Regions from separate parts of the Mus musculus genome. Here region 1 is linked to region 2. Evidence: chromatin loops called from intact Hi-C (ENCODE). Cell type or tissue: heart. All regions are shown on one strand. Each heading gives the region's core, and the rest is flanking DNA. Links, peaks and the distances in the headings are about the cores only.

Region 1 (8,334 bases), core at 42-8,041, 480 kb after region 2:
TATTGACAACAATGTGGACATCGCCCTGCCCTTTTATAAAGATGATTACTAGGGGTTTCAAAGCCAAGCTATGCAATCACTGAAATGCTATATATACACATGCCTAGCCATATATCATCTTGGTTGCTTAGAAACCAAGCCTGAATAAACAGAATTAGAACAGCAGAAGGAAGGAATCCTTGTTAAAGAGGTTCAAAAAAAAAAAGCAGAGATGGTGATTATCTGTTTTGAAAATGAGGCTGTAAACAAACGTAATGAAGATGTCATATTTGGAGATGCCCTTCAGAGCTGCAGCACTTTAGTTCTTACTGCCTTGCAGCTGCACGCTGTAATTCAAAGAAAAAGAATCTTAATGCATGCACATAATCCTACACATCAGTGTTCAAAAACAACCAAGAAATGCTGGCCTGTATTTATGACCCCCAGGGTTAATGTGAGACAAACAAATTCAATCTCCATGCTACTGTACTGATCAGATGGAAAGCAACCATCAAATGTGAATATTTAACAGAAATTTTAAACCTGAGTAAAAAATGTTTTTTGGGGGGGGCACAAATACTGTAACGCCGTTTGTCACACATAAAAGGATGCCTAGGACTGACTCTAATCTATATAATCCATGAATATACTGGATTACATCTAAGCAAAATGTGACCTTTAGCAATGACAAAAATTCAAATACCCATTTTTTGACCGTCTGAATCAAGACTCTCAGAACATACATGTACTCTTGGTCTAAGTGCTCAAATGGCTAAGAAAACCAAAATAAATTTTTAAAGTAGTAACCTGTAAGAATGAATACAGAAAGACAGAATTTCTCACTATTTCTGGCTTTATGCCCTTTTTAAAAGAGGGAGGTAAAGTGACTTTTTTTTTTTTTAAGGCTGACAATGGCTATAATTCCTGTAGGGAACATACTTTAGAAACCAATAAAAAGGTATCATGTAGAACTCACAATTTTCTAGCATGGTCTCCCTCTGAGACTCTTACGGTTCATCCGTTTGTGGGCCGTGCCCTCGTGAGACATGTACAGTTGTGAGCAGTCACCATTTCTCTAGGTGTCCACAGCAAGCACAGTGCTCCCCGAGGGCCGTGTGTCCGTGGGGCCTTTCTTGATGCTAGTGCTTTTACCACCCAAGTGCTTCATGTTCTCTCAAGCCACTGTGAACAGTTAAAAATCCCTAAGAAAATCAACTGCTTCCTTGAAAACAGCCTCTCTACTAAGACAATTCTAGAACAGGTAAAGTTTATTAGGGTCTCGTCTGACGTTCTGTCACTTCCCAGCAAGCTCACGTCTGGGAGCTGCTCTCCTCCTGTCCGCCCTGCACATGACCTCCCCGACACTGACATCATCGGATGCCTTCGCCTCATTTCTAATGACATTTATCCTTATTCCACTTCAGCTAACAATTCCGAAGGCAATAACCGATCCCTCAGAAAGCTCACTAACTCTGCTCTAGCAATACCCTACTTTCCTTCCGGAGATCAGAGTTCTTTCCTTTACTTATTCTCAGCCTTTCCTTCCCAGAATCCCCAGTGGTTTATTTTGCTGGTCTTACGATCTTTATGTACGTGAGCCCAAAAGTGTGGGCCACTATTTGGATCACTGTCATCAGTTTCCACTCTAAAAAATCCTCTCAAACCTAGATCAATTCTAACCGGTGATCTGCTACTCGTCTTGACCTGTAAAATCTGTTACAAACCCCTGAATGAGTGGAGCAGGGTCAACCCACGCCAAGCAGCTCCCCTTCCATCTCCCCATGCCGAGTCTTTACCCTCAGTACATGAGTACATAAGGTTTGCCCATGGTGCATGTGGGGCACTTCCTCGGCCCTGCCCCCAGCCATCACTCTCGTCTTTTCAGTCAAGGTTCTGAAGACAAGGCCTTGCTTGATTTAGGCTGAAAAAGAGGTACACTGTGTACTAACTGAGAAAGCAATTACACAGCCAGCATTAGCAACACAAAGTAGCCAGCAGCAGCTGGTCAAATAGAAACACCCCCAGTTTGTGGTCTGAATATGCTTGGCCCATGGGAAGTGGCACTATTAGAAGTGTGGTCTTAGTGGAGAAGTGCAGCCTTGTTAGAGAAAGTGTGTCACTGTGGAGGCGGGGTTTTGGGGTCTCAAATATCTACGCTCAAGTCTGGCCAGTGTGATCCAGAGCCTCCTCCTGGCTGCCTTCGGGTCAACATGTAGACGACCTCTCAGCTCCTCCAGCACCGAGTCTGCTGCATGCAGACATGCATCCCACCAGATGACAATGGCCTAAACTTCTGAAACTGTGAGCTAGCTTGATTTAATGTTGCCCTTTTATAAGGATTGCTATGGTCATGGTATCTCTTCACAACAACGAAAACCCTAAGACACCCAGAAAGCAAGCACTTCTGGGTTGAAATAAGCATTAATGGGGTTTTTTAACGCTTTTATAAGGTTAAAAGAGGGTTAAATTTCTCTATGCCAGAAACTCTTCCCCCGCTCTGGAGAAGACAGGTTAAGAAAGACTCAGTGGGGGTTAAGGGCAGATCTGCTTGAACAGTGTAACAAGCCCCACCACTGCACTTGGTTCCCTTTAACAGCACAAGATCCATGGGCATCACAAGCACAGGATGCTGAGTCCAATCCTAGAACCAGAAATCCACAGGGAACGGCAGCTGGGAGGCCACACCCTGTAACCCCAGCACTGGGAGACAGAGACAGTGAGGCCCAGGCCAGAGAGAGATCTTGTCTCAGGGGAAGTAGGTCAAAGCTCCTAAAATGACACCTGAGCCAACACACAACACATAAAGGGGAAAAAAAATTTAAAAAGAGAATAAGATTCAGAATTGTAACTTTGTTCCCTATACCGTTTGAACTTCAAATTCATAACATGAACTAAAGCACAGTCATTACTATAATTTAATTTAAAATGGTTAAAAGCAGTTACCCTTCTTTAATTAAATGTCATAAATATAAAATAAATACCACTTGAATAAGCCACAATTTTTGTTCAATTTCACTCTTTCTTTAAAAATGTCTAGATCACAGACCTGGAGTGGTAGTGCACATTTTTAATCTTAGCACTAGGGAGGCAGAGGCAGGTGGATATCTATGAGTTTGAAGTCAAGACTGGTTTACATAACAAATTCCAGGCTAGCCAGGGCTACCCAGTAAGATGCTTGTCTCTAAATTGATGTTCTCCAACTTAGGGAGAAAACCAACTGTCAGATTTGACAACAAATCCTTTAAAACATTTTTTCATCTGATTTTATTTCACAATGGTTTTTTTAAATCACAATTTAAAAAAAAAAAAAGAATGTTGAGGGAAGGGAGGAGCTTTGATGAAGAACCCTTAAAAATACACTCAGTCCTGTTTTCAAGTTGCTTCAAAAAAATTCACTCAGTCCTGTTTTCAAGTACAAGAGCATCAGATATGCGCCCTCTGCTGGCTTCACAAAAACTCCCTTGATGTTCCTCTGGGCCCAGGAAGAAATACAAAAATACAAAGGGCTACAAAAGGGCTGGGTGCACATTTCACAGTAAGATCCAACCTTCAGGAAAGCAATTTAGCAAAAATCTCTTAGGTCAGTCACACTGGATACCTCCCTCCCCTACGCGCTGGGTTATTCTTACCCTCAAACATCTCTAGCTTGCACAGAGAAAAGGTAACACTTCTCTACTGAATAAAAACACTGTAGAGTAATTGCAACATTTGTGTTCCATCAAAAGTAACAACATACAAAACTACACAGGTAAATGCAAGCCTGCCCAAAAACAAGAACTTAAGAGGAAATTCTTGTCATTTTCCCACAAGTTCAACTTTGTATTAATGGTCTTTCAGATCCAAGAGGACAAAAGGTCAGAAAACTGATCCACAAAGCAATGTATCAATATCCTTCCATTTGAAGCTATTCTTTTAAATTTTAAGTTATTTACCAAATAATATTCATTTTTAAATAATAGAGTTTCTTTCCAGACGACAGTTTTAACTCTGTAATAAAAAAAATATTGTTTCAATAGCCAAGCAATATATTTTAATTATTGTGCTAGGTACCACAAGTAAAATGTCACAAAAATTGTGCCCTGTGATTAACTAAACCTTCTCTGAAGGCTTCTAGAGAGAACAGAAAACAAAGACAGTCCACTCACAGCACAGTCTAAACGTGAGCAGAGTTTGATCCGCTATGAATACTGCCATAGAAAACAAAATGTGCCATAACTCATTGTACAAATACATATTTATAATTTTATTGAACTTTTCTCATCTAGGCTGACAGCACTCCCTCCAAAAGTTCAAGACCACCTACCAAAATTCCCAGGACCAACCATGAGAAGCCCTCTTTTGAGTTGTTGGCCAGAGCTGTCTAGCACACGGCCCCCTGCTATTGATTGCCCTAGGTTACCCTCAGCCAGGGGTGAAAGTTAAGTCCCTATTGCTGAAGATACCACGCAATTCAGAAATAAGGCCCAGAAGCCCCGAGCTAAAAGTGACACACACATACTTAGTCACGTATCCTACTTAGGGTTCAATTCTTTTGGGTACACATTCGCTTTAGCAGAACTACCAGGTTGAGCAATGAATTTTTGGAAAAGGCATATTATTATAACGATGTCTTCAACTGGTGAATATCATGAAAACTCTAAAAAGTTTTTCTTTTGCTGTATTGATGGAGACGCTTACTAGTGAGAACACATACTAGAGACCAAAGCCTGGGCAGAGAGCAAGTGCAGCTACCACTTACTTAAAACACTGAAGCTATATTTTGTCCTGACCTAATTCTTATTTTTCACAAGCAATGACATTTTTCCTATAAGTATATGAAACAGATCTTACTCTTTGGTTATTTTTTTTTCTTGCCAAAGTGCTTCCTTGTTGCCTAGTATACACTGTAAAACTTTTCAATTTTTTTCTGAATATTTTAAATTGAGAAAGTTACGTATTTTATCATACACAATGTTATTCTAAAATAGGTACTATGCTATGGCTAAATCAAGCTCATTAACATATGTGTCACTTCGTGTACCTCTGTTTTCATGACTTTTTAAAGTACTAAACTGTAACTGACAACAGTGACTGATGCGTCAATCAGATCCACTATTCCCAACAAAGAGAGGGATGTCTGCCTTAAAATACGCCTCACACACAAGCACAGGTCCCTCGCCAGTCAAGTTTTCTGAATAAAAACAATGAAGAATCCCCCAACCTCTGCTCAGCATCTGACTGTCTCATCTGTAAAGCCTCCTTGCTTTACAGACTCATGCTGAGTGTTTGGTGGTACAGATAACATGTCCTGCAAATCATACTCTGTGGAAGGAGACACACCTATCTGCAGGGCAACCAAGGGCAAGAGACACCAGACAGTCAGGGGCAGAGCTACACCAGAACGCTCATCTCCTATTATCAAAACATGCTTTGTCCAATAGGACCAAAGCACCAAGCGGTCCTAAAGTTGCTCAGTCCAAGTCAATGAAAAGTGTGCACTCTGTGCTTGCCAGTAGAAACAGGCTGAGGGAAAGAAATGCAAGCTACTTAGTCTTTACATTCAAACAAACCACTCTGCATTTCATTAAGATTTAGGAGCTAAGTGAACTAACAAAGTTCCTTTAAGTTCTCTGGGTCTACTTCCTCATTTTTAAAAAAAAAAGAGAGGGGGGGAAAGCTCAATTGAGGAAAAGCTCAATTGGTAAAGTGAAGACCTGAGTTCAATCCGCAGAAACCACATTAAAAAATGCTAGATGTGGTGGTACGTGTTTGTGATTGCCACACTTTTAAGGCCAATACTACAGAAGCAGAGAGGGGAGGGCCCTTGAAGTTTGCCCGAAATCCAGTGTAGCCTATTGGTAAACTCTAGGCCAAAGACAGATGATGTCTCCAATGAGGTAGGTGGTAGTCTTTACAGGAAAAGATGGACATCCATCACTATCATCACCATCAGGTAAGGTAAATTACTTTATAAATTTAGTATAGTGTCTGGAACACAATAAAACACTTAATAGATAGTAGCTGTTGTTTCTTAAATGCCTGCAAAGAGCTGGCCTGTGTGTGCTGTAGGCGTAGGGAGAAGTAACTGCATCTATAAGCAGCATCTCCATGAAGGAGGAGACGCAGTCCCGAGCAGCACAGAGCTGCACTGACACTAAACTCACAATCAGAAGCTTCTCCTTCTGTTTTCTTAACAGCCTTCTTGTTTGCTTTGGACAAAAAGAAAAATACATTGATGCTTATTTCAAAAAAGCAAGTGTGGCTCACCACAGAGCTTCTCAAACTCTGACCTGCAGTAATTCTATGGTCTCGGCTAAATGCTGGTTCTCCTTGACTTATGTCACAGGTCAGTGACCGGGTCTGACCTGCATTTCTCTAACAAGATCCTGGGGGGGGAGGGTGCTGCTGATACAGAAAACTTTGAATAAGAGCTTACAGGATGTCATACTTTAAGAAATCTAACATAAATTAATTAATTAATTAATTAATTTAGTGTTGTTAAGGAGATACTTAACTTCCAAATGCCAAGGTCAGGAAGGTGGGGACACTGTCCTAAGTCCACTATGCTGTACAGGTGCTGAGGGCTCACCAAATGCCAAAACCACCCTGCTCTGCCAGGGCACACTGCACTCAACAGTGTGGACGCTACTCTCCTTGCTTCAACAGATGGTCTCAGAGAACAGAGTGCTTGTAACTGGACGGAGGAATCAAGGGCCGCCCTTGGCAGCTCTGTGGAGTGAAATCTTAGGTGGTGCCGGCATCCCCATCACCTCCAATGTGGTGTGTGTCATGGGTGAGGAAGTGAGACGTTCCCTCTGCTGCTGCTCATGTTTACCCATGATCCTCAGGTGTCTGTTCCTGAGAGAGATCACAGACCACCACCTACCTGAGGAGAAGAAGGGAAGTATATCCGCGGACAGGACAGAAGCACAGCTTTTCAATTCCACTGACAGAGCCAGGTCCTACCAGGGTCTACCTTATCCTTGTGGGAATAACTGAAACTTAAAGCTGCCTTGGTGTTATCAAGGGGAAGGGGCTGTGGAATCACCATCCTCCTTTCTTCTGATTCCTCTCTCACCCCAACCTTTTCAAACAGGGCACTGAAGCAGCAGGCTCAATGCTCACTGGCTTCACAGACAAACCATTAATCTTTTCCACATTACTTATCACCACAGCTAGGATAATATTTGCTCTAATCTAACAGATTTTCATTTCAAAACCAATTGTAAAGCTCAGCAGGGTGCTATATACAACTTTAATGAGAGCTTCTAACCCGAGACTCCTCCAATATGTGCTGCTCAGAACTGTTAAATATTACTGGCTGCAAGTTCTGGAATGAAGCAAGGAAAGGTTCACCAAGGCCCAGCATTCGAACAATTCAATTCCTTCCCTATCTTTTCTAGTTATGTAACTATGAAGCTCTAATAAATCTGATCCACCAGATGACAGATTTGCATTTCCCTTCCGAGCACTGACGACAACCTGACCAACTCCTCCACAGGTCAGCTTACACTGTACCCTATGATTCCCTACAATTAATGCAGAGCAAGGGGGCAGATCTGCAAATCTGTGACAGCTGTTTAATGGGAGCGGTGGAAAGGAGTGGACATATCCTGGCAGTGTGCTTAATGGCTACGCAAACACCGGTCATCAGCCTCAAGTGATTCTGGCAGAAAATTAACTTAGAGATACAAAACTCATTTGGTGAGAAGACCTGCAGCAATCTGCACAGTACGAGACTGTGTAATGAGCAAAGAGGCGAAATGAGAAGAGATTCTAAGTTTCCCTTTAAGAACCCTGGACCCCCGCATGATCACTTTGGAAAGCGGGTGCTTCTACTCTACTGTAAACGCCATTCACGATGCTGTGCGGCTTTCCTTGCCATGACCAAAATGTCACATAAGCACCACACTTTATGAGATAACTGCCAACGTGCTTTTATCATCAAGCTGATCGGTGCTGGATCACAAATTATTATGCCCTAGCTCTAAGAAGGCAGCCAACACACACATCACCTTGCAGCTACCACAGTCCTGGAGGCAGTACAATTATCATCATTCTACAAGCAGGAAAACAAGAAGCCTACATACAGCCACATTTCAACCCCATGCAACAGTTCACTAGAAAACTACGACCTGACGATTATTTCTGGTTTTATCTAAGGCCTGAGCCACATGGGCCAGTCCACAGCTAAAAAGCACAGCTTAGGAAGCTTTGTGTTTCACTCTTAAATGTACAGAAGGTAGAAATATGAAAACCAGAGGAGAATGAAATTCAGGAGTCTGCTCAAAGATCTGACCTCTCTCATCCTGAAAGTCACATTTAACTTGCTAAGATTCATGTAGTATTAACAAAACAGCTTACTGGATGGTAAAA
Region 2 (8,334 bases), core at 135-8,134:
GTTCATTCAAGACCCTGACGGCTACTGGATTGAGATTCTGAATCCTAACAAAATAGCAACGATTATTTAGTTTCGGGAGAATGTGCCTTTGAGGTATGGGGGACAGCGGGAACAAAGCGGCGTGGAAAAGAAACAGCGTGATTCAAGATGCTGCGGCGACCAGAAGCGTTGGGGACTGATGGGTCTCTCTGCTCCAGTTCAAATCCTCCTGAAACCCTTTTCATTGTCCTGATTCAGTGGGTTTTTAAAAATCTCCCCTCTGTTTTGCCAACCTAATTTTCAAGTAGCAATTTATCTTATGACCTTGACAAAGTTGTGTGACTTTACATTTAAGATAATAATTAGAACAGCTCCCTTTAGAGATCACAGTTGCTACTGCCTGTCTCTTAAAGACTGCTCAAGTCTGTTTCTGATTCATCATTTAGAATTTTGTTTCAAATGTTTCTTTTTGGGGTCTGTTACCTTCTGGGGTTTCAGTTCCTCAGAAATAACTTTCCATAATGGGAAGTACAGAGCAGTGAACAGAAATGAGATTTTTTTGTGTGTACTTCAAACAGCATAGTGTTTATCTTACAAAAGAGAAGGTACTCCTGAGAGCAATTCGGAATCATGCTGACAAGGACACAGATAGAAATACTAATTTTCTTTTTTTCTTTTTTCTTTTTTTTTGTATGTATAAAGTACTTTCAGAATTCAAGGACTAACTTTACTTTTCTGGGAATACGGAGGAGGAAGGGATTAGACAATGGGCCATGCTGTAGCATCCTTTATGTAAATAATGAGTACTGTGGTTACGACAGACAAAGCCACCTGATTGGTCTGAAGGCTTGGGCGGTCAGTGTTTCTAGTAGCTGGGTTATGCCTATGCCTCATGGTACCTCCTGCCCTACTGAGGAACCTGCCGGGAGTCTGGCCTATGCTCTCTGCTCACACTTGGGCTTGAATACCACAGAGAAAGAAGCACAGAGGTCAATAGTACAAGGCTGCTCTAGGGGACACCTGTGAGTGAGCCCCACATTGGAGGGAGTCTTCCCCACCCCATGGTCTTCATGATGCTTGTAATCACGTAGCATGTTATGTTCAGTGCTGAGTCAGATGTCGGGCATTAGCTCTGTGGTCTTCCCTGCTGACAGGATTAATGGATTCTCAGAGGTGATTTGAAGACTCAACAACTGGAGGACAAAACCCAATTTGAGGTCAGACTGCAGCGAAGTTTCCTGCCTGCTGCAGTGGAAGACGGGCGTGGGCAATGCCAAGCGCTACACAGCTATGGGCACTTGGTGATCTATGTGAGCAGTTTAAACACATCATAGGCTGAAATAAAGCTAACACTGTTTAGTACATAAAGGTCTGGGCAGCAAGTCCCTTTGTGTAAAAGGCTGGTCTTGAGGCCTGAAAGGATTCAAAAGAAGTTTGCGCTGAACCAGGGATACACATGAGTCTGTACAGACTAAGCCAGGTAGCTTCTATGGTTGAAAAAGCATGGGAAAGAAAATGTCAAATCAAAAGATTTGGGGGAATGAAGTACATTCAGGAGAAAGACCAGATATCAAAAGGTGGGTCACAGGAATCTAGGAGGGCCAGTTTCAAATGTCCAATGCTGGAATCACCAAATGGGATTCTAATACTGGACCTACCCAATTTAACAATGTGAACCATATTTCTAGGGGTGGGAAGTACTTGCTAGGTGAGTCTTGCCAGGACATAATCCTTATTCCTTAAGTGTGCTTCTGTATGCATTGAAAAGCATGTATGTGGCCAGGCCTTGGCAGGAGTTGGGACAGTGCACTTGCAAATACACTTACCTGGCAAGTAGCGGTGGGAAGAACAGGCTGGGGGTTGGGGACCTTGCTGCTGCTCAGGGGAGACAGTCCTCTACTGGTACAGTCGCCTGGAGGTTGCAGGAGGCTATAGACGTGTGAACATTTCCTTTTCACACTGCAGGAGGCTACGACTTCTTCTTCTTCTTTTTTTTTTTTTGGTTTTTCAAGACAGGGTTTCTCTGTATAGCCCTGGCTGTCCTGGAACTCACTTTGTAGACCAGGCTGGCCTCGAACTCAGAAATCAGCCTGCCTCTGCCTCTTGAGTGCTGGGATTAAAGGTGTGCGCCAATACCGCCCGGCAGGCTGCAACTTCTTATGAAGCAGCAGCCTTTGCAGTGTCTGGCAAGGGTCCTCTTGACTTGTGGACAGGCACTTTGCCTTGTGGACAGGTACTGTGCCTTCTCGGGGCAGAAGTTTACTGCAACATGCATCCCATTCCAGGAGGCTCCACCTAAGTAATTTGCCTTGTAGGAGCTCATTTCCAAGTACCATTTTGGGGAGTGGGCCTAGTCAGAGGAATTTCGAAGGACCCCAGAGTTGTCCCATAGCATAGTACACAGACCTTGACAACTTGGTTGTGGAGGGACCTTTGTTCTCAAGATGCTGTTAGAAGCATGGGAAGGCCCAAGGGCATGCACTGCAGAGTTGGCCTGCAAGAAGTCCTGATACCTACAGCTTGTTCATCCCGTCACTTGACACATATATGATCAAAGATGGCTAAGGCCAGTCAGTGCTGTGTGTCCACTAAAAACGGCCATTGAAAGGAAGTAACCTGGGATTCCTCACTTGTCTAAGGGCTGAAAGTGTTTTCCAAGGCTCTGCAGCCAAATTGATCTCCTTACGTTCTGGAAGACCAACAGTTTTATGTGATGTTACTTATTTACCATTTCCCAGTGGGGGGGGGGCTCTGACTTTGTGTGGTGACATGCTGAAATGAGGTTTTGTTTCTTTAAGTGGGAGTTGAAATGCAGGTGAAATGCTCTCATCCCGAGGCCACTGTATCCAGCAAGATCACTAACATAACTCATAGCCTACTGAGGTTATGCTTGTCAACTTCTCTCCTGTAAACTTAATCTCCGGCCACCTCCTTTTCTACACTGTTCTCTTCAGAGGAAAATAAACTATGTGAAACTCCAAACTGAGGAGTCATGAGGCTGGCCATGAGCACGTGGAGAGAGGGGGAAGGGGAATGAGAAGAGAGGGGAAGGGGAAGGGAGCAAGAGAGGAGGGGGTGTGAGTCAGGCACACCTGGCTGTTGCCAGGTAACTGTGGGCGGAGCCTAGACTAAATGCCAACTTGAATGACATCACACCAACCAACATCCTCCTCCACTAAATACCACTTGTCAAACCAACTGAAAACGGGCCCCCACACATTTCCAGAATGACCCCTAGGGGTCAGTACTGCTCCGCTGAAACCACTGGTCTTTCTTAAGATTTCTGATTCTAGTTTCTTCAAAGAGGAATGGGTCCTGATAGCGTTTCCAAGGGAATGAATGGGCAGAGTCTTCACTTCGATAGTTTCCGGCAACGGACAGCGGGGATTTTCCACCTCTGATCAGCAGCTACATACCTGAGCCATTTGTCTTCGGGAGCCCTTCTATACAGTGTTTTATGTAGTGTTTTGCTAAATTGCATACTTAGAATTTCGAGGCAACTAATGGAACACGTTAGTAACGGACAGTTGAGCAGTAACACCAAGGAAACAGTAACCCGGACGACACAGAATAGCCAGCTAGTGACAGTTAGCTGTGCTTAAGCAGGCTTCTCTTCAATGGTGATGACTCAGCTCAATCCAGTCAATAGTTAAGAGAAATTACAGCAAGTGCATAAATCTGAGGCCTACTGTCCAGGTGGTGGGGGTGCATGTCCTCCAATCCCGGTGCTCGGGGGTTGGGGACGGGGGACAGGGAGCAGGGAGAAGAGGCAGGCAGATGGAGGTCAGCATGGTCTACAGAGCAAGTTCCAGGACAGCCAAGGGCTACATAGATAAATCCTTTCTCAAACCGCACCCCCCAAATGAGACCTACTGATGTTAGCATATTACAGAATATTTTTTAAAAGGATTTATTTATTTACTATATGTAAGTACACTGTAGCTGTTTTCAGACATCCCAGAAGAGGGCATCAGATCTCATTATGGATGGTTGTGAGCCACCATGTGGTTGCTGGGATTTGAACTCATGACCTTTGGAAGAGCAGTCAGTGCTCTTACCCACTGAGCCATCTCTCCAGCCCCAGAATATTTTTAAAATGCTAATACCCAGGACTTTTAGAGCTGTAATAAAATAGGTACCTCATAAATGTCATCAAAATACACATTATGGCTGAAGACAGGGCTAAGAGCAGTGGCTGAGTTGAGTTTCCAGCACCCATGTTGGGTGGCTCACATCAACCTTTTTAGATTTGGCATCTTTTTCTGGGCTCTATACTCACAAACACACATACACACACAGGGTAAACATAATTCTAAAAAATATACATATATATATGTGTGTGTGTGTATTTTAAAGCACATTAGATTTACAATAGTCTTTAAGAGTTTAAAGGCTTTCAAATGCTTTATTTATTTGGCTAATGCTGTGGCTTTCTACATCCTAGAAAATATTCAGTGGTTTTAATTTCTAAATTAAATGTGGCTTGTTGCTTGCATTACTTTTTTACAGTAGGAAAAAAAAAAAGGGAAGCCGGGCGGTGGTGGCGAACGCCTTTAATCCCAGCAATTGGGAGGCAGAGGCAGGTGGATTTCTGAGTTTGAGGCCAGCCTGGTCTACAGAGTGAGTTCCAGGACAGCCAGGGCTACACAGAGAAACCCTGTCTAGACAAAACAAAACAAAACAAACAAACAAAGCTGAAACAGGTTAGGTAGAAAACAGTCATGAAAGTCAGCGCTTTCTCATCCACTGCCCACTGTTCACTCTGAAGCAGTGTTCTTTTTCTTTTCTTTTTTGGCTAATGTTCATTTTGTATTTTAAAACTATAGTCTCCTAGGCACACCCCTCCCAGCCCTAACTCCCCAAGTGTACTGCTAACTTCCTCAAGCTGTGTCCAGAAGCCAAAGACAAGCAAGCCTCTGCCCCTCCAGATCGACAGACGGCCTACATCTCAGGGCTGTGATTTCTCCCTTTTCTCGGTTAGCTACAGGAATAGAAAGTCTCTACCTAGGGACCCGTTGATCTTCAGGGCTGTCCTTCCTGACCCCCCTCCCAGGCCAAAGCTTCAAGGTTCCTGCCTGGCACTGCGGGGCCCATGGTCTAGCTGCTTGAATGGATATGGGCCGTGAGTTAACAAGACATGCAAGGAGGTGAGTTAATGTTTTCGGCATCGTGTCATGTAACAATATAAAGATTTAATGGAGTGTTCAGAGCATGATTGGGGGCACAAAATCATATTAAATGTCTGTGTAGAACAAGGCTGGGGATACAACACGGTCGCAGTGTTGAGAAAAATTATGATCTTCAGAAGAAGAACGGACAGGATGGTAGCGAGCAAAAATATCAATAGGAGTAAACTAGGTTTGAAATCAATACTAACCACCCTATGTGGGTCTATCAGTGGCAGTTTCTAGCATCAGATGGACATTTGTGGATCTGAAGAATTGGACATGTGTCAGAATCACTTGGGGTTTATTGAAACACCGGTGTCTAGACCCCATTGATGGAATAGGCCAGCAGAGGGTTCTAAAATGAATATTTGAATAAGTAGTTGCTGTGATGTGTGTGTGTGTGTATGTGTGTATGTGTGTGTGTGTGGCAGGGAGGGGGAGAAAAAAAAGAATGTGTGGAGGTCAGAGGCAGACATTGGGTTATCTTCTTCCATTGCTACACCTTCAGTTTTGTTTTGTTTTGTTTGGTTTGGTTTGGTTTTCAAGACAGGGTTTCTCTGTATAGCTCTGGATGTCCTGGAACTCACTTTGTAGACCAGGCTGACCTCAAACTCAGAAATCTGCCTGCCTCTGCCTCCCAAGTGCTGGGATTAAAGGCATGCACCACCACGCCCAGCTCATTTTTGTTTTGTTTTGTTTTTCAAAAACAGTCTATAGCTGAATCTGGACTTGACCATTTGAGCTAGACTGCTGGCCACGGAGCCCCTGGGATCCACCTCTCTCCAGCCATGCTCAGTATCAGGGTGACAGATGACATGTGCTAGCTACACACCAGGCTCTTCCACATGGGTTCCCAGCCATAGGTTCTCAAGCTTGTCCAACCCTGACCACCACAGCCTTATGATAAGCATGTCTATCAAGTTCCCAAGTGGTGGGGCTGGTGAGACGGCTCAGTGGGTCAGAGCACCTGACTGCTCTTCCGAAGGTCTGGAGTTCAAATCCCAGGAACCACATGGTGGTTCACAACCATCCGTAACGAGATCTGACGCCCTCTTATGGAGTGTCTGAAGACAGCTACAGTGACTTACATATAATAAATAAATATTTAAAAAAAAAAAACAACAAACATTCCCAGGTGATACTGATGCGGCTGCTCAGTCACTGCACTGCACTTGGAGGCTGGTAGCCCTAGTTGTCAATGTTCTCCACGAATCTGTGGGTTAGCAGCACCTAGAGTTGTTGGAACAGGAAGCACCAACTGCGGGTGGGTAGGAGCCAGAGCAGGACACTGAATGGGATCCCTGGTAAATGAGCACTGCCCCGGGAAGTCATACCAGGGGCAGTCTTTCTTCCTGGCAGACACTCAGCAGATTCTCAACCTGAAAACAAGTTCAAGGGTTGAAATCCGGTAAGCATCTCTTTTCTCTTTTTTAAAGATCTATTTATGTATATGAGTATGATGTCTTCATGCACATCAGAAAGGGCATCAGATCCCATTTACAGATGGTTGTGAGCCGCCATGTGGTTGCTGGGAATTGAACTCAGGACCTCTGGAAGAGCAGCCAGTGCTCTTAACTACTAAGCTATCTCTCCAGCCCATTGGGTAAGCATTTTTAAGTTTTGGATCAGTGGCCCTTGGTCCTTCCATCACCTATCTCTGATTTCTTTTGAGAGATTAGAGTGAGCGAGACATTGGGTGGCTGGCTATTGGCTTTCCCCTTATGGTCCATGTTCCCCCGGTTCTCTCGTGACTCTCTGTCCATCAGTGGCCCCTATGGCTTTGCAAATCATCTGTTACAGTGCGACTTTCCTTTCTACGGGGCTAAGCAGCTTAGTTATGTCATGGTGCACCCTACTTTCAGCTCCAGGGAATTCAGAGCCACTTACAGATGTCCTCATTATGAATGGATGTGTTTCATAGATTGCGCTATCGCAGTCAACGGACAGCTTTTCTGCCAGTACATAAGCTACCTCTCCCCCCATGCTAAGCTCTCTGAAGAACCAAAATTTCAAGTCAGGAGAAACAGTCATCATGGGGAAGAGGAAATGGCAGTAACTGAAAGCCAAGGGGCTTTGGGGGAGGGGTACTGCAAGGTTCCATTTTTTTCCTTTTTACTAGGGTACACTGTGAACGTCTCACATGTTGTATTTGTGTGCCTTACTGTTCTTGTTAGACTTCAATTAAAAATAACACTTTTCCCCACAAAGGAAACTACCCTAAGTGGAGGAAGAGTGAGAGGAGGAACTCTGTACTTAGAACCAAGGACAGGTGTCCTTGTGTCTGATCCCGACCTACGGTCCCTGTCACTCCTCCTCCCACCACTGCCGTCATTCATGCTGAAATCTCCTTACTACTGAGTATTGTTAGTGACTGGAGAACACACACCCTGCTCACTAGAAGAACATTGTTTTAGGAACTAGGGAGACAACTAAGGTGCTTAAAGCACTAACCATGCAAGCTGCAACCCATGTTTGAAAAAAAAAAAAAAAAAAGGAAAAATAAGGTGGATTGGCCGCACACATCCTGAATCCCAACACTCCGGTGGTGAGATGGGAGGTAGAGACAGGTGAATGGCCCGGAAGCTGGCAGGCCAGATAGCCTGGAGCACACAGTAGGGGAAGTTGCCCATTGAATGGCATTCATGCACCGGACACGTGCACATACATACTTGCCTTCCTTCACATGCCCTTCCCTTTGCATCCATGAAGGGACCTGTGATTGCTAGTTCTGACTTTCCTGGCTGTTCTGTCCCCAGGTTCTCTTCTTTTTTAATGCAGGGTGAGATTAAAAAGGAGCTGACTCCAGGTAGATCTTGACTCCATCACTGAAGGGTGGATCTGCGGCGATTCTTCCTCACAGGGGGTGGGGGCTCGGAAGCCGGGAGGGAATGTGAACTATTGTGCACCCTGCTCCTCGAATAGAAACTATTCCTTTAATACTCTGTCCTCAGCACTGCCCTTTCCACATGGGCTCTTCTTTCTTTGGCGATGTCTCCCACTTTCATGGCCTTACCCATCATCTCTTTGATACAGATCATTTAAGGAGATGAAAAGATTAAAGCCGTAACTTAGGCAGAGCAAACGAAGACGTATAATGAATGCATAGTACTATTTGGCCTCCGTGTGTCAGTCTTCCTAGACTTAGGGAACAAGACTGATAAGCTTATTTTCCCACATGGAGAACCGC

The links. Peaks named below come from ENCODE experiments on the same cell type or tissue, not always from the same donor. Only the 100,000 strongest peaks of a DNase experiment are listed, where the experiment ranks them.
Region 1: it touches region 2 in a loop (2.6-fold over the local background); 2 of 42 quality-filtered maps call a loop at or near these places.

The regions. Positions count from the first base shown.
Region 1 is chr17:30,110,044-30,118,377 of GRCm38, reverse strand. All of the region lies in intron 2 of Zfand3 (zinc finger, AN1-type domain 3), which reads right to left. Among named protein-coding and RNA genes, the nearest start is that of Zfand3, 110 kb to the right of the region's middle. In heart, for the core only: a CTCF peak has its summit at 3,418 (motif pointing left); no DNase peak of the experiment used is centred there.
Region 2 is chr17:30,585,874-30,594,207 of GRCm38, reverse strand. It overlaps Glo1 (glyoxalase 1), which reads left to right. Exons shown (of 6, transcript NM_025374.3): 6 at 1-1,347. The coding sequence ends at 70. Among named protein-coding and RNA genes, the nearest start is that of Btbd9, 14 kb to the right of the region's middle. In heart, for the core only: a CTCF peak has its summit at 3,216; a DNase peak (open chromatin) is centred at 3,197.